Regions from separate parts of the Homo sapiens genome. Here all the other regions are linked to region 2. Evidence: chromatin contacts called from ENCODE Hi-C or POLR2A ChIA-PET data. All regions are on one chromosome and are shown on one strand. Each heading gives the region's core, a stretch centred on a gene start or an enhancer-like site at or near the end of the contact. The rest is flanking DNA. Distances are from core to core; before and after follow the strand shown.

Region 1 (2,700 bases), core at 163-2,662, 290 kb before region 2:
TACACGCTGGAGTAGACCCATGTGTTTGGTCTTACCCTGAGAGCTAGAGGTCTGGGTCATTGTGGGCTGGGAGTTGTGGCCTGCAAGAGAAAGCAAAACACATAGCTTGGTAAGTCCCCTGCCCAGCACAGAGCCTAGAAAGGAACCCTTAGAATGCCTTCTGGCCCAGCCTGGGCAACATAGCAAGACCCTGTCTCTAAAAAAAAATTTTGTTTTGTTTTGTTTTTTTTTTTTTTTTAAATTCTCCAGGCACAGTAGTGCACACCTGGAGTCCTAGCTACTCAGGAGGCTGAGGTGGCAGGATTGCTTGAGACCAGAAGGTTGAGGCTGGCTGCAGTGAGCTATGATTGCACCACTACACTCCAGCCTGGGCAACAGGTGGAGACCCTATCTCAACAAAAAAAAAAAAAAAAAAAAAAAAAAAAAAAAAGAAAGAAAAAGAAAAAAGAAAAGAAAACACTGGCCAGGTGCGGTGGTTCACACCTGTAATCCCAGCACTTAGGGAGGCTGAGGTGGGTAGATCACTTGAGGTCAGGAGTTCAAGACTAGCCCGGCCAACATGGTGAAACCCTGCCTCTATTAAAAATACAAAAATTAGCAGGCCTGATGGCACACGCCTGTAATCCCAGCTGCTTGGGAGGCTGAGGCATGAGAATCGCTTGAACCCGGGAGGTAGAGGTTGCAGTGAGCTGAGATCATGCCATTGCACTCCAGCCTGGGAGACAAAGTGAGACTCTGTCTCAAAAAAAAAAAAAAAGAAAAGAAAACAGAAAAAAACGTTTTGGCTTTCTAAGCCTACCATGCTGGAAGGCAGACACACTAGGCAGAGGACTAAAGGATGTGGGCTGTGGCTCACGGTGCTGGCTTCCTCTGAGACTGTGACTCAATAGCAACATCACCACCACCTCATGGCTCAGAGTCCCGAAGTCCTTCCCTGTCTCTTCAATCTGACATGGGCATTTTACCAACCTGATGCAGAGTCAGGAGAAGGTTATTTTAAACTAGTGACATTTCTAAGGACAGAAGATCAATGACCTGCCACACCTAGACAAGGAAGGGCCCAGGACTCCAGGTCTCTAGGCTAATGTTTACCTTAAGCTACTGTCACCCTGGTCCTGCCCCCAGGGAAGGGGCTGAGAGACGGGAAGGTGAGTGAGATGGGGATGGGGATTAGGGCTTGTATCTTGCCTAGAGGTAGGGGCCTGTGCAGAAAGTAAGTTCTGAGGTATATATAGGAGGCAGGGAAGCTCTAGCATGAGCAACCCATTCACTCTCACAGGCAGAGGATACATAGGAAATGGTTGTTATTGACCAAACCCAGAGAGGGGTCAGTCACCAAGAGTCCCCAATCAGAAGCCCTCACTGGCTTTTTTGTATGTACACGTGTGTCTGCGGGGCTCTATGCAAATGTATGTGCATGCTCGTGTGCCCTTGTGTGTGTCCCGCTGTGTATGTGGAACCTGAAAGGTCAGGTTGTATTTGCTCATTTTCCACAATGAAATCATTCTTGAAACCTGTGAACAATGTGAAAGGAAAACAACGTGGGGAAGTGGAGCCGCCCAGCTGGGTTCCCGTCCCTCTGCTTGAGCAGGGACTACAGCCCCTGGCCTGGCTCTGCTGCTCCCTTGGTCTCTCAGCATCAGGGGAGCATTCAGCCCAGGCCTGGGTGGACAGAGGCGGCTGGGTGCCAGGGGCCCACCCCAGCCTGTGGCAACCTGCTGCTCTGCTTATTTTCCTTAAGCCACTGCCTTCCTCCATGGGGCTATCATCTGGATAGTGTAGAATTAATTGCTTCCAAGTGTAAAATTACCAAACCCTGGGCCATGTTTTTCTAGATCACCATTTCTGAGAGCCCCATTCCCTTGTTGGCGAGAGGGGGATGGTCAAGAGGGGAGTCAAAATTTATAGGAAGCCCAGGCTAGAGAAAACCCTTTCTAGCTGGGGAGGACCCTTGGAGAATCCTTTTAACCCAAGGCATGTCCTGAAAACATGTATCAGTTACTAATCCAGCATATGTAATGTATTTTTTGTTTTTTTTTTTTCGTTTTGAGACAGAGTTTCGCTCTTGGTCACCCAGGCTGGAGTGCAGTGGCGCGATCTCAGCTCACTGCAACCTCCGCCTCCCGGGCTCAAGCTATTCTCCTGTCTCAGCCTCCTGAGTAGCTGGGATTACAGGCGCCTGCCACCATGCCCGGCTAATTTTTGTATGTTTAGTAGAGATGGGGTTTCACCATGTTGGCCAGGCTGGTCTCAAACTCCTGACCTCAGGTGATCCATTCGCCTCAGCATCCTAAATGCTGGGATCACAGGCGTGAGCCACCGAGCCTGGCCTAATGTACTATCTAAATGCTGTAAGGTTATAACTTAGTTTTTGGTGGGAAGGTACAGGGAAGGCACAGGGAACTGCCTTCCTGCATTTATCTAGAAAGAAAATTATTCAGTGGCTTGGGAGGAGTTCCAAAGTCACAAGCTTCAAGACCCTGCTCTTTCTTTGCCTCTTGCCCCTCCCACTACCCAAACTTTTTGTCACCAACAAAGATTTCTCTGTGGGTAAGGGAGGGACTTAGGGAGCATCTGTGTCTACAGCCGAGGGTGTCTCTGACCACTGGGCCTGCAGATTCCCAAAGAACTCTAGCCACAGGAATTTTTGATTTCCCAGGTCTCCCCTCTCTAATTCTGTCTGCTTTATCCCCTTCTAGT
Region 2 (2,700 bases), core at 106-2,605:
TATTGTGATTTCTCTGCAGCTGCCACCACTGGGAATGGTACATTCAGGAGGGCATGGTTTTACAGAGAAGTTTGAGGCCCAGAGATGTGCGAGCTGCACTCAAAGTCACACAGCAAGTTTGGTTCATTAGCAGGGTAAGTTCTGGGGGGTGGCAGGTGGTGGAGTCTCTTAGCTGTCCTGGCACTGGCTGTGGGGTCCTTGGGTCTTCTGCAAACAAGGTGTTTGCCCTAGCACTTGATGCTGCAGCCCAAGGTCCCACAGGGGCATGTCACAAGGCCAGCTGCTGGCACGCAAGTACTCACAGGCACAGCCTCTTGTTCATATACACTGTCAGGCTCTGGGTGAAGGCTATGTAGAGTTGAGTGACAGAGCTGGGTCTCCAGGCTGTGTCACTGTGAAAGAATTGGGGCAGGGTTAGAACCCCACTAGAGTGAATTCTCCTACCTGTCCCTCAATTTGCCACAGGCAGATGGTGGAGGGACTTTCCAGCCTCGGCCACACACTCAGGCCCCCCTACCACCACATTTGCCCATTAACAGCCCCACTCCAAGTCCTGAGTCATCTATGCTGAGTCGCCTGGGGAGGAGTGTGGGCCAGGAGACTGGGCAGGATTTGCGAATGGCAACCCCAGGGGGCCCTTTTCCCAGCATGGGTGGGCGGGGCCGACGCAGTGGGGAAGGCAGGGTGGAGGCCTTCTGAGAGAACTTCTCTGCTCCTAGCTGCCAATGTCCTGACTTCGCCCCCGTCCCCAAGAGTGACTCAGTGTCTGCTGGATGCGGTAGTGCGGGTGCGGGGCAGTGCGGAGCTGCTGCGGGTTGCCCAGTGCCACTCCCTTCAGAGCAAACCCACTTCTTGAGGCCCCGAGGCCCCCGCCTGGGGGTCTCCTGTGTTCACGTGTGCCTGCCCAGGCTGTCAAGTGAAACATGACCTCAGGGTCAGCCTGGCCTGCCTCTGGGGCTGCATTATTTGCGGGGTTTCCAACATGATGGTACCACCCACACTGTCCGGTCACAAACAAGACCGACACCGCCAGGTTTACCTGCTCCTGCCCCCTCAAACCATTGAATCAGCCCCTCTCTTGCTATTGGATGAGAGGGGTTGCCAGGACCAAGCCCCTCCTCCCCACCGCCAAGGTGACCACACGTCTAGGTATCAGGGGTGGTGGGCCCACTGCAGAGCGCTAGGCCGAACTCATCTCCTGGATCCAGGCCAAGCTCCACCTCTCTGTCTCTCCAGACTCAAGTTGGTCATTTGTATCGTGAAAGCTGGACAAAACTATATCTAAGCTCCCCATCTTCCCTCAAAGCTTGGCCTGGGGAGCCCTACATGAAACCTTGGAGCTTCTGAGCCTTCCCCCACCCCCAGCGGGGGGCTTTTCGTTCTGTGAAGGTCTCAAAGTAACATTCTAAAGAGGCACCGTGAGAGCCAATCAGAGAGCCCATGTAAATAACGGCCCGCTGATTGGCTGTCTCCTTCACGCCCTGAACGAAACTTCAACTTCATCAACTCAGCGAAGATTTTTTCCTCTGGCCTCGCGCGCCCTGCAGAAGGCGGGGCTGGGGGGTCACCCGAGCCTTCTCCCTGCCGCAGGCTACCTGGGCCCGCCGAATGGGATCGCGCTGGGACAGGCGGGGGCGAGTGTGCCGCCCTGACCCTGGCCCCGGGGGTGTTATTCTGGTACAGAATCCCCCGCGGGGGAGGCCCGAGAAGTGAGGCACCCCCGCTTCTTTGTAGGACCGCCACAGAACGGGCTGCAGGCCGCGAGTATAGAGCTTGGCTGGGCGGGATCGATATCTGCCCGCTGGACTGATGCGCGAGGGAGGCTGCTAGACAGGCTGGCTTTGCGGCAGTGTGATGGCCGCGCAGCACCCCCTGACCCCCACGGCTCCCCAACCCCGCCATTCCCTTCATCTAGCGCTCCCGGGGAAGCCGAGGCGGGCAAGTGGCGTAGCGATGGAGGGCGCACCCAGGGGCAGCGACGCTCCCTCGCTCTGGCTCCCAGCCCTGGTGGTGGGTGCAGGAGTGAGGGTAGCCCAGGGTCGCACCCTGCTCCCAACCTCGGCTCGTCCCCACCCTCCACGGTCGTCCGCAGCTCGAGGCAGCCTGCATTTCTGCCAGTATCCTGTCCCCTCGCCCGGTCCTTCGCCCTCCTCCCACTTTCATTGTGTGTCTCCTCTCTGGCTCTGAGGTTCCTCCTCCCTCCCTTCTCTCTCTGGGTGTCTCCGTGTCTATCTCCACATCTCCATCTCCATTTCTTTCTCTGCCTGTCTCTGTCTCTAGCTGTCTCTGTCCCTCAGTCTCTGCTCAGGTCTCCGCTCGCCTCTTGCTCATTTTCGTTCCTCTCTTTGTCTGTCTGACTCTCTCTTGTCTCCCCCCCTTCAGTTACCCCCAACCCCCCGCACACACACACACCTCACAGCCCTGTTTACGACATCCCCTGGGCTGGCAGGTGGGCGGGGCTGCAGCAGAGCGGGGGTGAGAGAGGGAGACGCAGCCTCCCCCCCAGCTGTTAACCTTCACGCTTCAGGCCTCTGCGGATGGCAGAGGAGGGGGAAAGCCCAGCTGCCAGCTTGGCGGAGGTGACCGGGCGGGGGCTGGGGGCTGTCCCTCCCTCTGGGCTCGTCTCTGGGGAGATCTGGGGCCGGAAGGAATGTGGTGGAGGGCGCCTTCGGCTGAGGAAGGCTGTTGCCGGATGGGTGG
Region 3 (2,700 bases), core at 71-2,570, 470 kb before region 2:
CTGGTTTTATAGCTCTCATAACCTTCCTTTATGAACACGCTGTGACAGCCGGATGTGGGCATTGATTATGGCAGCAGTCTTCAGCCACATTCCTATTTAACTGCAAAGCAGAGCTCCTGCCTACCAGCCCAGCACTGGTCATGTGACTTTTTAAATTACTGTATTTATGTAAGCCTTTTCCCAACCAGAGCCTATGTCCAACTGCATCAAAACTGGGGAGGATTTGAGCTTGCCACTTCCCCTCCAGTGGCTCTTTGGCCCTACAGCCTAGGGTCTCTTGCTGGAATCAAACTGGGGCTCTGGGCTTTCTTAGGAGAGGTCTGCAAGAGTTGGGGTGCACAAGAAGCATACCTTTTTCATTATGAAAGAGCTGAGGAAATAGACAATGAAACATGTTGGCAGATGCCAAGGGCAGTGGCTTGGTTCCCAGGGGTTCACCTGGCAATGGTGCCAGGTGCAAGAGATCAGCAAAACTTACAGGATTGGTTGTTGTTGTTGGGGGGCGGGTGTCGGAAAGGAATTTGGGGGAATTAGAGAATGGAGTTGGGAATCACTGCTTGTAGGCCTTCCACTCTGGACCCCAGCAGAATCATATGGACTCTAGCCACTGGGAGAGGGAAGTTTTAGTGTTCCAAAGAAATCCTGGTAGCCTTGCAGGCAGTCTGTCCTGACCAAGGACTCTGCCTGACTGTGCCATGGTGCAGGGCAAGTCTAGCAGAGAAAGCCAGTGTTCTTCAGTTACTGCAGCTCGGCGAAGAATCCCACTGCAGGGCACTAGGGAGGCCGGTCCTGCAGAGGTCAGCAGTAGGAGTGACTGGCTTAATCTATTCGAAAACCTCCTGGAAAGATCCCGAAGACCGTGGACCAAGGTGACCTGCGTGGGTGAGCGATCCATTAGCCGAATGACAGCGCTGCCGCAGAAAGCCAGAAAAAGGATATGCGTGGGAAGCGCAAAAGCGTGGGCTGGGCCTGCAGCAACGGAAAGGCGCCACGCTCGTGAGCGGAACCAGCGTTCCGGGGGCGCTCAGTGTGGGCAGGCAGGAAGCCTGGCTCCACTAGGACACACAGATTCTCTCCTGAGCAGCTGCGAACTATGCGCCCCTTCTACCCTTAAGAGATGGGATGGGAGTCCAACAAACCCAGCCATTGCTCAGACCCCAGCCCTTCTCTCCTCTAAGAAGCAGGTTCACCTCTGCCACCGCACTCGCATTTTTTTTTTTTTTTAAAGCCCGGCCTTTCCTAGGCGGGGTCAAGGGCCCCGCCCACCGAAGCCACGCCCAGTAGCCGCCCCGGGGCGGGGTTCCCCTCGGCTCCCGGCTGCCCTTTCCCCTCCGGCCTCTGCCGGTGCTGCTGCGCCCTGCGGAGCTCCGAACACGTGCGCGTGAGTAAGGACCCAGAGGGGAGAGTCCTTGGAGGTTTCCCAGCCTGGGGAAAGAAGCAGTGCAGGGTGGCTTCTGCCGGGGCACGGGACGAAATTGGGGTTCGTCCCCTCGTGATCCCGAGCTTGGAGGGCATCTGAAAGAGACTTGGGCCTCGGAGTCGTCCCCTGTTTTTCTACCATCCCTCTTCCCTCTTCTCCCTAGGGAGTCCCATAGAGCCTGACTCCGAGAGCCTCGATCTCCCAGGGCCAGAGGCAGGGACTTTGGAAGGTTTGTGAGGAACAAATGTCCGGTGGAACTGAGTCAGCCCCTTTAACCCGAGCCTTGAAAGGGGCAGGCTATTTTTAGATCTGTTTTTAGACCCAGCGAACAATGAACCCTCTCTACTCATTTTCCTGTTCCTCTAAATTATTTGGAGGAAGTCAGGAGTGAAATTTGGGGATGGCTGGAAAAAGGTATGATCTTAGCCTTACATAAATTATAATGGTGACTGTGAGGCCGGGCGCGTGGCTCACGCCTGTAATCTCAGCACTTTGGGAGGCCGAGGCGGGCGGATGACGAGGTCAAGAGAAGAAGACCATCCTGGCCAACATGGTGAAACCCCGTCTCTACTAAAAATACAAAACTTAGCTGGGCGTGGTGTCGCACGCCTGAAGTCGGGAGGCTGAGGCAGGAGAATCGCTTGAACCCGGGAGGCAGAGATTGCAGTGAGCCGAGATAGCACCACTGCATTCCAACCTGGTAACAGAGCAAGACTCCGTCTAAAAAAAAATGGTGACTGTGTAGGAATATTTATTATCATTTGTGCAAACATTTTGGTTATTTTTATTTTTTTTAACGGAGTCTTGCTCTGTTGCCCAGGCTGGAGTGCAGTAGGGCGATCTCGGCTCACTGCAACCTCCGCCTCCTGGGTTCATGCCATTCTCCTGCCTCAGCATCCCGAGTAACAGGGACTACAGGTGCCCGCCACCACGCCCGGCTAATTTTTTTTTTTTTTTTTTTTTTTTTTTTGTATTTTTAGTAGAGACGGGGTTTCACCGTGTTAGCCAGTATGGTCTCGATCTCCTGAACTCGTGATCCGCCAGCCTCAGCCTCCCAAAGTGCTGGGATTACAGGCGTGAGCCACCGCGCCCGGCCTAACATTTTCGTTATTGCTTTTAATCAGTAGTTGAGGTCTTGGCACGACTACTGCCTCCAATTCCCCTCACATCCAATACTGCAGTTATTTTTCCAAGTGCTGTTTTTATTGTCCTTCAGGAAGTATTGGAGGCCCTCCTCTATCCAGTGTTCCCACTGTTCACTGCCCGTTTCTCTCACTGGA
Region 4 (2,700 bases), core at 4-2,503, 340 kb before region 2:
CCACAGATAAACTGAGACTCAGCTCTAAGTGCTGCCCTCAAGGAGCAGCCAGTCTCATGGAGGAGGCAGTCCACAGTTAGCACTTCTAACATGTTGTGTGCCTTGATGGGGAGACATAAGGGGATCTGGGGCTCAGAGGAGGCCCCAACCCAGCCTGGGGAAGGGTCAGAATCACTTCCGGAGAAGGGGATGTTAGACCTGAGATCTGACTGCTATATAGGGTGGGCCAGAAGAGGGATAGAGAGAAAAGCACTCTGGATGGTGGGGACACACATGCCAAGGTCAGCTGCCAAGAGGAAGACCTGGGTACCTTCAGGGAATCAAAGGCAATTCAGTGCCTAGAGCTCCATATATTTTGTTGAATGAGAGCATTAGGGTAGCAAATAGGACAGGTCTCTCTCCCCTTTCCCCCACATTCAACTTCCCAGAAGGGAAGAAATTGTCTAAGAACAACTTAGAATGAGAAGTAGATGTGAAGCCAGTTTTATTTCTGAGATGGAGATACATCCTAACCTTCTTATCAAGACAGGAAAACAAAACCAGAAAAACCATGAACTCCAGATGGCCAGGATTCTATCATGCCTACCCAGGTAATCTGTGACTGCAATGCTTTGCACCCATTAGCTGGGGTTTGATTGAGAAGGCAAAAGCTAAGGCATGTAAAGTTCTTGGAGGCCCCTAAGTTAGCGCTGGCAAGGGCCAAATCTGCGCTTACTGCATTCAACACGGCACTGCCTTTGACTCTCGGGAATGGTGTCCATAATAGAAGGGATGACAGTTTCTCTGCCTGCACAGGAGGGCCATGGGAACTCAGTGACGTCATCTCCACTGAAAATGGGGAAACTGAGGCTCAGGGACTCTCTACCAGCTCTTGCAGCAACCAGGCAAACGGAAGGGAGAATATGGCTTGATTTTAGTTAAAATTCCCTGGTTCAGGAAGGTCCGCCCCTTTTTGGCTCCACCCCTACCGACTGAGCCCGGCCTCCTCCTGATGACGCCATGGGCCATGCGTTCTAGCCACGGCCCCCGCATCGGAACAGGTTCTGGCCCCGCCCCCACCAGTGAGGCATCCGGCCCCGCCTCTCCCCAAACTCCTCTGGCTGCATACCACGTTCCTCAGCTGGTGGATTAGTTCCTCCTGAGACTCAATCACGTCCCGCAGTTGATCTAAAGCGAGACACACAGATCCTGACCCCGCCTTCGACCACCCGAGGGGCGTCGCCATCTTCCGCCCCCGCCAGCTAGTTGGAAATGGCTGCCTCGGGGGTGATCCTCGCCGTCGCCCACCAATGAGAATGCGACGCCACAGAGCACCCTGGCAACGGGGGGCGGGGACTTCCTATGTTAGCGGGGCGAGGGGCCGCCTCTTAAAGGAGCCGCCTGGAGCGGGGAAACTGCTGACAACCCTTAAGGCATTTAAGTTTACAGGAAATTGCGCTTTTATTGCGTCTTCTGTTTCTCACGCAGTCCTGAGAAGCCGGCAGGGCCCGGCTTGTACTTTCCTTGCCTGCGAGCAGGCAACACTCAAAACAGCAGCCCTCAGCCTTCACCCAGGGCCTGTTAAACTGCATGACCACGAAGCAAGAGCCAGCATAGGCAACTCCTGCATCTTTAGCTTCTCATGCCTCTTTCTCCAAATCTTTATCCTAATCTCCAAATTTCCTCCATTGTATGAGATTCCAGCCTCCTGGAACACACTTAGTACTTAGGGGTCCTAAGCCTAAGCACGGAAGATAGACGAAGATAAAAAATGAGAATGGCTACACCTGAGATCAAAGTCTTCATACTCTGATACCAGGCTCTGGGCACTAGAGTCTGCACTAGAGTCATGTGCCACCACCCGAGGAGGAGGACCCTGAAGAGATTAGGAGGACTGAAGAGGGCTTGAAGGAGGAGAGTTTAGTAAAATGAAGTCAGGGAAGGATACGGTGATTACGCACACTCACCAAGTCTCTATTGAAGGCTTTTTTTTTTTTCTTGGAAACCCAAATAAGATTAGGTTTGGAGAACATCAGAGCGAATATATATTGTGTTCACTATTTCGTGGCACCGTTATGTTTATATTATTTCATGTGACCCTCATGGAACTCCTATCAGCCCCTTTTTACCTAGGCTCTATGAGAATGAGAATGAATAACTTGCCCAAGGTCACTCTAGTAAGTTGTGGAACGGAGTTCTGCTATGGGCAGTTTGGTTCCAGGGTCCGTGTTTTTGTTTGTTTGTTTTTTGAGATGTAGTCTCGCTCTGTCGCCCAGGCTGGAGTGCAGGGACGTGATCTCGGCTCACTGCAAACTTCACCTTCCGGGTTTAAGGGATTCTTCTGCCTCAGCCTCCCAAGTAGCTGGGATTACAGGCGCCCGCCACCACGCCTGGCTAATTTTCTTATTTTTAGTAGATACGGGGTTTCACCATGTTGGCCAGGCTGGTCTCGAACTCCTGACCTCAGGTGATCCGCCTGCCTCGGCCTCCCAAAGTGCTGGGATTACAGGCATGAGCCACCGCGCTGGGCCTGGAGTTCATGTTCTTAACCAGGATGTTGTGCTGCATTTGTGTTGCACGTCATGGGTGGAAGTTATGGAATTTGATACCCCCAAGTAGGAAATGACTATACTAACAAGGAGTTTGGAAAAAAAGTTACCAGTGACTATGAAAGGAGGCAGAAAGCTCAGGGTAAGTCATTCAAGCCGCTCCCCAAAACCC
Region 5 (2,700 bases), core at 29-2,528, 450 kb before region 2:
GAGAGAGTTGCAGCCAGATTAGGTCTCCAAACAATTTACTTAAGCCTCTGAAGGCCGGAGCTCAAATCCCTCCAACCCGGGTACCTAACCAGTACCTCAGTCCCAAGAGTGTATTGCATTCAGTCAAATTCACCAAAAGGCGGCGGTGGTCTTTAGGAAGGAAAAGGCTCGCGGTCCTCCGCCTCAACGACCCTCCTGCACAGAATTCCTGATTTTAAAAACCAGCTGGCCACTTTGGGAGGCCGAGGCGGGCGGATCACAAGGTCAGGAGATCGAGAGCATCCTGGCTAACACGGTGAAACCCCCGCCTCTATTAAAAATGCAAAAAGAAATTAGCCAGGCGTCGTGGCGGGCGCCTGTAGTCCCAGCTACTCCGGAGGCTGAGGCAGGAGAATGGCGTGAACCCGGGAGGCGGAGTTTGCAGTGAGCCGAGATCGCGCCACTGCACTCCAGCCTGGGTGACAGAGTGAGACTCCGTCTCAAAACAAAAAACAAAACAAAAAAAACAGCTGGCTGGGCGTGTAGGCTCACGCCCTTAATCCAATGCTGAGAGGCGGAGGCGGGAGCACTGCTTGAGCCAAGGAGTTCCAGACCAGCCTAGGCAAAATAACGAGACACCATCTCTACGGAAAAAATAAAAATAAAAAAGTTAGCTGGCCATGGTGGTGCGAGCCTGTAGTCCCAGCTACTGGGGAGGCTGAGGTGGGAGGATCCCTTGAGGATAGGAGTTCGAGGCTGCAATGAGCCATGATAACGCCAGCGCACTCCAACCTGAGCAACACAGTTTATTTATGATAAATAAATAAACATACCTAAATAAAAACCAGCCAAAATGGTATCGTTTTCCCTTTGTGGCCCCAATATCTGGCGCTTTCCACCATTCCTTGGCAAACAGAACAACCAGAGAGCATAAAAGTCGAGTCTAAGCCAGGGACTCTCGCGAATCCCTTCTAAGGCATACCCTATTTAAACTTTGTATTATGCTATTCAGGAGGTTGACAAACAGCCTTTTCGGGAATGGGACTCGAACTCGTAAGCCACGTCTGTTCCTCCATTTCCCGCCTCAGCTGGATGACGGAGAGGGATCTCCGGGATTAAAGAACAACGACCGCAGGCGAGTGCACGAGCGAGGTGCGCGCGCTGAGTAGGGGGAGGGGCCTGGCGCGCGCCGAACCAGATCGAGGGGGTGGGGGCGAGCTCTCTCGCGAGAGTGGGTTTGTTCTTGGGCTGCAGCCGCTGCCGCCGCTTCTCGCCAGCGCCGTTGCTGCGGGGGATTGTGGGAGTCTCCGCGTCCCGCTCGCTGGGAGAGAGGTACCTCTCCTTTTCCCTCTCCCTTTCCCTAAGGTAGGCGTGAAGCGGGTAAGAGTCGGGGTCGGGTGGCTGGGGGTTCTCCGTGTCCGCCGGGAGGGGACAACGACGGCGACAGGGGCTGCGGGGAGCCGGCGGCGCGCCTTTCTTGCTCGCTCCCGCTCTGCCTCCCTCCGCGTTGCGTATGTGAGCCGCCTGATCGGCGGCCGCCATGTTAGGAGCGCAGTGGCGGCGCAACCAGCCTTCTAGGGCGGCGGAGGTGAGCGGTCCGGGAGGGAAACACGCGGCCGGCCAAGGGCCCAGGGTGCGGCGGGAGATTTTGGGTGAAGAGGTGCGCTGACCGGCCGAGCTTCCTGCGCGTCCTGGGCTCGTTGTGGGCGGGGGCGGGACGACTAGCCCGTTACACGCGGGCCGCGGCGCTGAGGGGGAGGGAGGAGCTCGCTCGAGGCCTGAGGGACAGACTGTACACTGGGGGCTTGCCGTTTGAGGAGGATGGTTAAGATATCTAAGTCCTTGGGTAGCGCCAGTGCCAAATAACCCGTTCGCCTTTTTTTCTCTGAAAATGTTCCCCCAAAATGGAGGATTTCGCAGACTCTGAAGAGCCTGCTTGTTTGAGCAGCGTTTCTTTCTTTTCCCGGTGTCTCGGCCTTCACGCCGCTCCTTGCCCATCGCCTCAGAGCGCCCCCTAAGACTCCCGGCCCACACGCGCGCGCGCGCGCGGCGTTAGCTGGACATCAGAAACAATTCCTCCCCGCCCCCCATCGCGTAAAAATGGCCGAAAAATGAAACGTTAACGCTTGTTTTTCGTACTGCGTCGTGGAACAAGCCGCCTGCAGTACAGTGCGAGGCGGGTGATTTGCACTTGTTTAGTCAAGTCACCTCACATCCTTTTTCTCTTTATCAAAATAGTATTAGTCCAGGTTCCTCCAGAGAGGATCGTGTGGTGTGGGACCTTCCGGTTTCCAGACAAAGGGTTTTGGAGTACCGTGGTGTAGTCGCCGCATCGTTCTTTGCATTTCGAGCTCTGTGCCATGTTCTGTGTTCGGCATTTACCGTGGATGAATATCCCCTAGGTGTTTATCCTGCTCTGTGGCCCTGTTCTGTGGAATATTCCTATTGGATCAGTTACAGTTTTTTAGCCAGATATTTCTAGAACGGTTATGGTGGTTCTGAAATGGCTAGTCTTTCGGGCGCGCTGGAATAATGTGAAGAATCGTTGATTTCGTAGGTAGGGGTCACGAGATTTTGTATTGGTACTGCGTTCTGTGTTTTAAACCTTGGCTTAAGATTTCTGAATAGTCGGTAAAATACATTTTTCTCCCAGGGAAATCTAAACAGTTGACTATGCGGACAAAAATGATGTTTCAGGCTATTTTAATAAATGTTTAAAAT

Evidence for each region. A loop is a pair of places that touch in the nucleus more often than their neighbours do. ChIA-PET counts read pairs that join two places held with the same protein, here RNA polymerase II (POLR2A). Pooled maps may share reads with other maps.
Region 1: a loop to region 2 is called in a pooled map, with 3 times the contacts of the local background. The contact joins the enhancer-like site here to the promoter of PSD2-AS1 in region 2. A Hi-C loop is called at or near these places in 5 of 50 pooled maps. POLR2A ChIA-PET finds 5 or more read pairs at or near these places in 4 of 52 experiments (RWPE1, T-cell, activated T-cell and 1 more).
Region 3: a pooled map shows a loop between it and region 2 (4-fold over the local background). The contact joins the promoter of SNHG4 here to the promoter of PSD2-AS1 in region 2. A Hi-C loop is called at or near these places in 6 of 50 pooled maps. POLR2A ChIA-PET finds 5 or more read pairs at or near these places in 2 of 52 experiments (B cell and CD8-positive, alpha-beta memory T cell).
Region 4: a map of B cell shows a loop between it and region 2 (2.8-fold over the local background). The contact joins the promoter of SPATA24 here to the promoter of PSD2-AS1 in region 2. A Hi-C loop is called at or near these places in 1 of 168 maps with a recorded cell type or tissue (B cell), 3 of 37 single-sample maps with no recorded cell type and 9 of 50 pooled maps. POLR2A ChIA-PET finds 5 or more read pairs at or near these places in 1 of 52 experiments (WTC11).
Region 5: a loop to region 2 is called in a pooled map, with 3 times the contacts of the local background. The contact joins the promoter of MATR3 here to the promoter of PSD2-AS1 in region 2. A Hi-C loop is called at or near these places in 5 of 50 pooled maps. POLR2A ChIA-PET finds 5 or more read pairs at or near these places in 3 of 52 experiments (CD8-positive, alpha-beta memory T cell, RWPE1 and naive thymus-derived CD4-positive, alpha-beta T cell).

Annotation. Positions count from the first base shown.
Region 1 is chr5:139,458,104-139,460,803 of GRCh38, forward strand. ECSCR (endothelial cell surface expressed chemotaxis and apoptosis regulator) reads right to left here. Exons shown (of 10, transcript NM_001077693.4): 2 at 36-80. Among named protein-coding and RNA genes, the nearest start is that of ECSCR, 3.3 kb to the right of the region's middle. Within about 2 kb of position 1,413, at least 15 of the 41 ENCODE cell types and tissues checked have a DNase peak (open chromatin) inside an H3K27ac peak, as active enhancers do.
Region 2 is chr5:139,744,868-139,747,567 of GRCh38, forward strand. PSD2-AS1 (PSD2 antisense RNA 1) reads right to left here and starts at 1,356. Exons shown (of 3, transcript NR_105053.2): 1 at 1,327-1,356; 2 at 303-392. It also overlaps a transcript of PSD2 not described here. RefSeq lists an enhancer at 1,226-1,873.
Region 3 is chr5:139,272,781-139,275,480 of GRCh38, forward strand. It overlaps SNHG4 (small nucleolar RNA host gene 4), which reads left to right and starts at 1,321. Exons shown (of 7, transcript NR_182757.1): 1 at 1,321-1,381; 2 at 1,584-1,834. LOC124901081 (a long non-coding RNA gene) reads right to left here. Exons shown (of 4, transcript XR_007058956.1): 4 at 287-874. It also overlaps a transcript of MATR3 not described here. RefSeq lists an enhancer at 675-1,024 and a silencer at 1,315-1,394.
Region 4 is chr5:139,402,836-139,405,535 of GRCh38, forward strand. It overlaps SPATA24 (spermatogenesis associated 24), which reads right to left and starts at 1,254. Exons shown (of 6, transcript NM_194296.2): 1 at 1,109-1,254. The coding sequence starts at 1,225. RefSeq lists enhancers at 618-1,191, 1,017-1,246, 1,192-1,764.
Region 5 is chr5:139,292,462-139,295,161 of GRCh38, forward strand. It overlaps MATR3 (matrin 3), which reads left to right and starts at 1,279. Exons shown (of 15, transcript NM_018834.6): 1 at 1,279-1,344. LOC124901081 (a long non-coding RNA gene) reads right to left here and starts at 1,096. Exons shown (of 4, transcript XR_007058956.1): 1 at 813-1,096. RefSeq lists enhancers at 1,351-2,054, 2,055-2,700.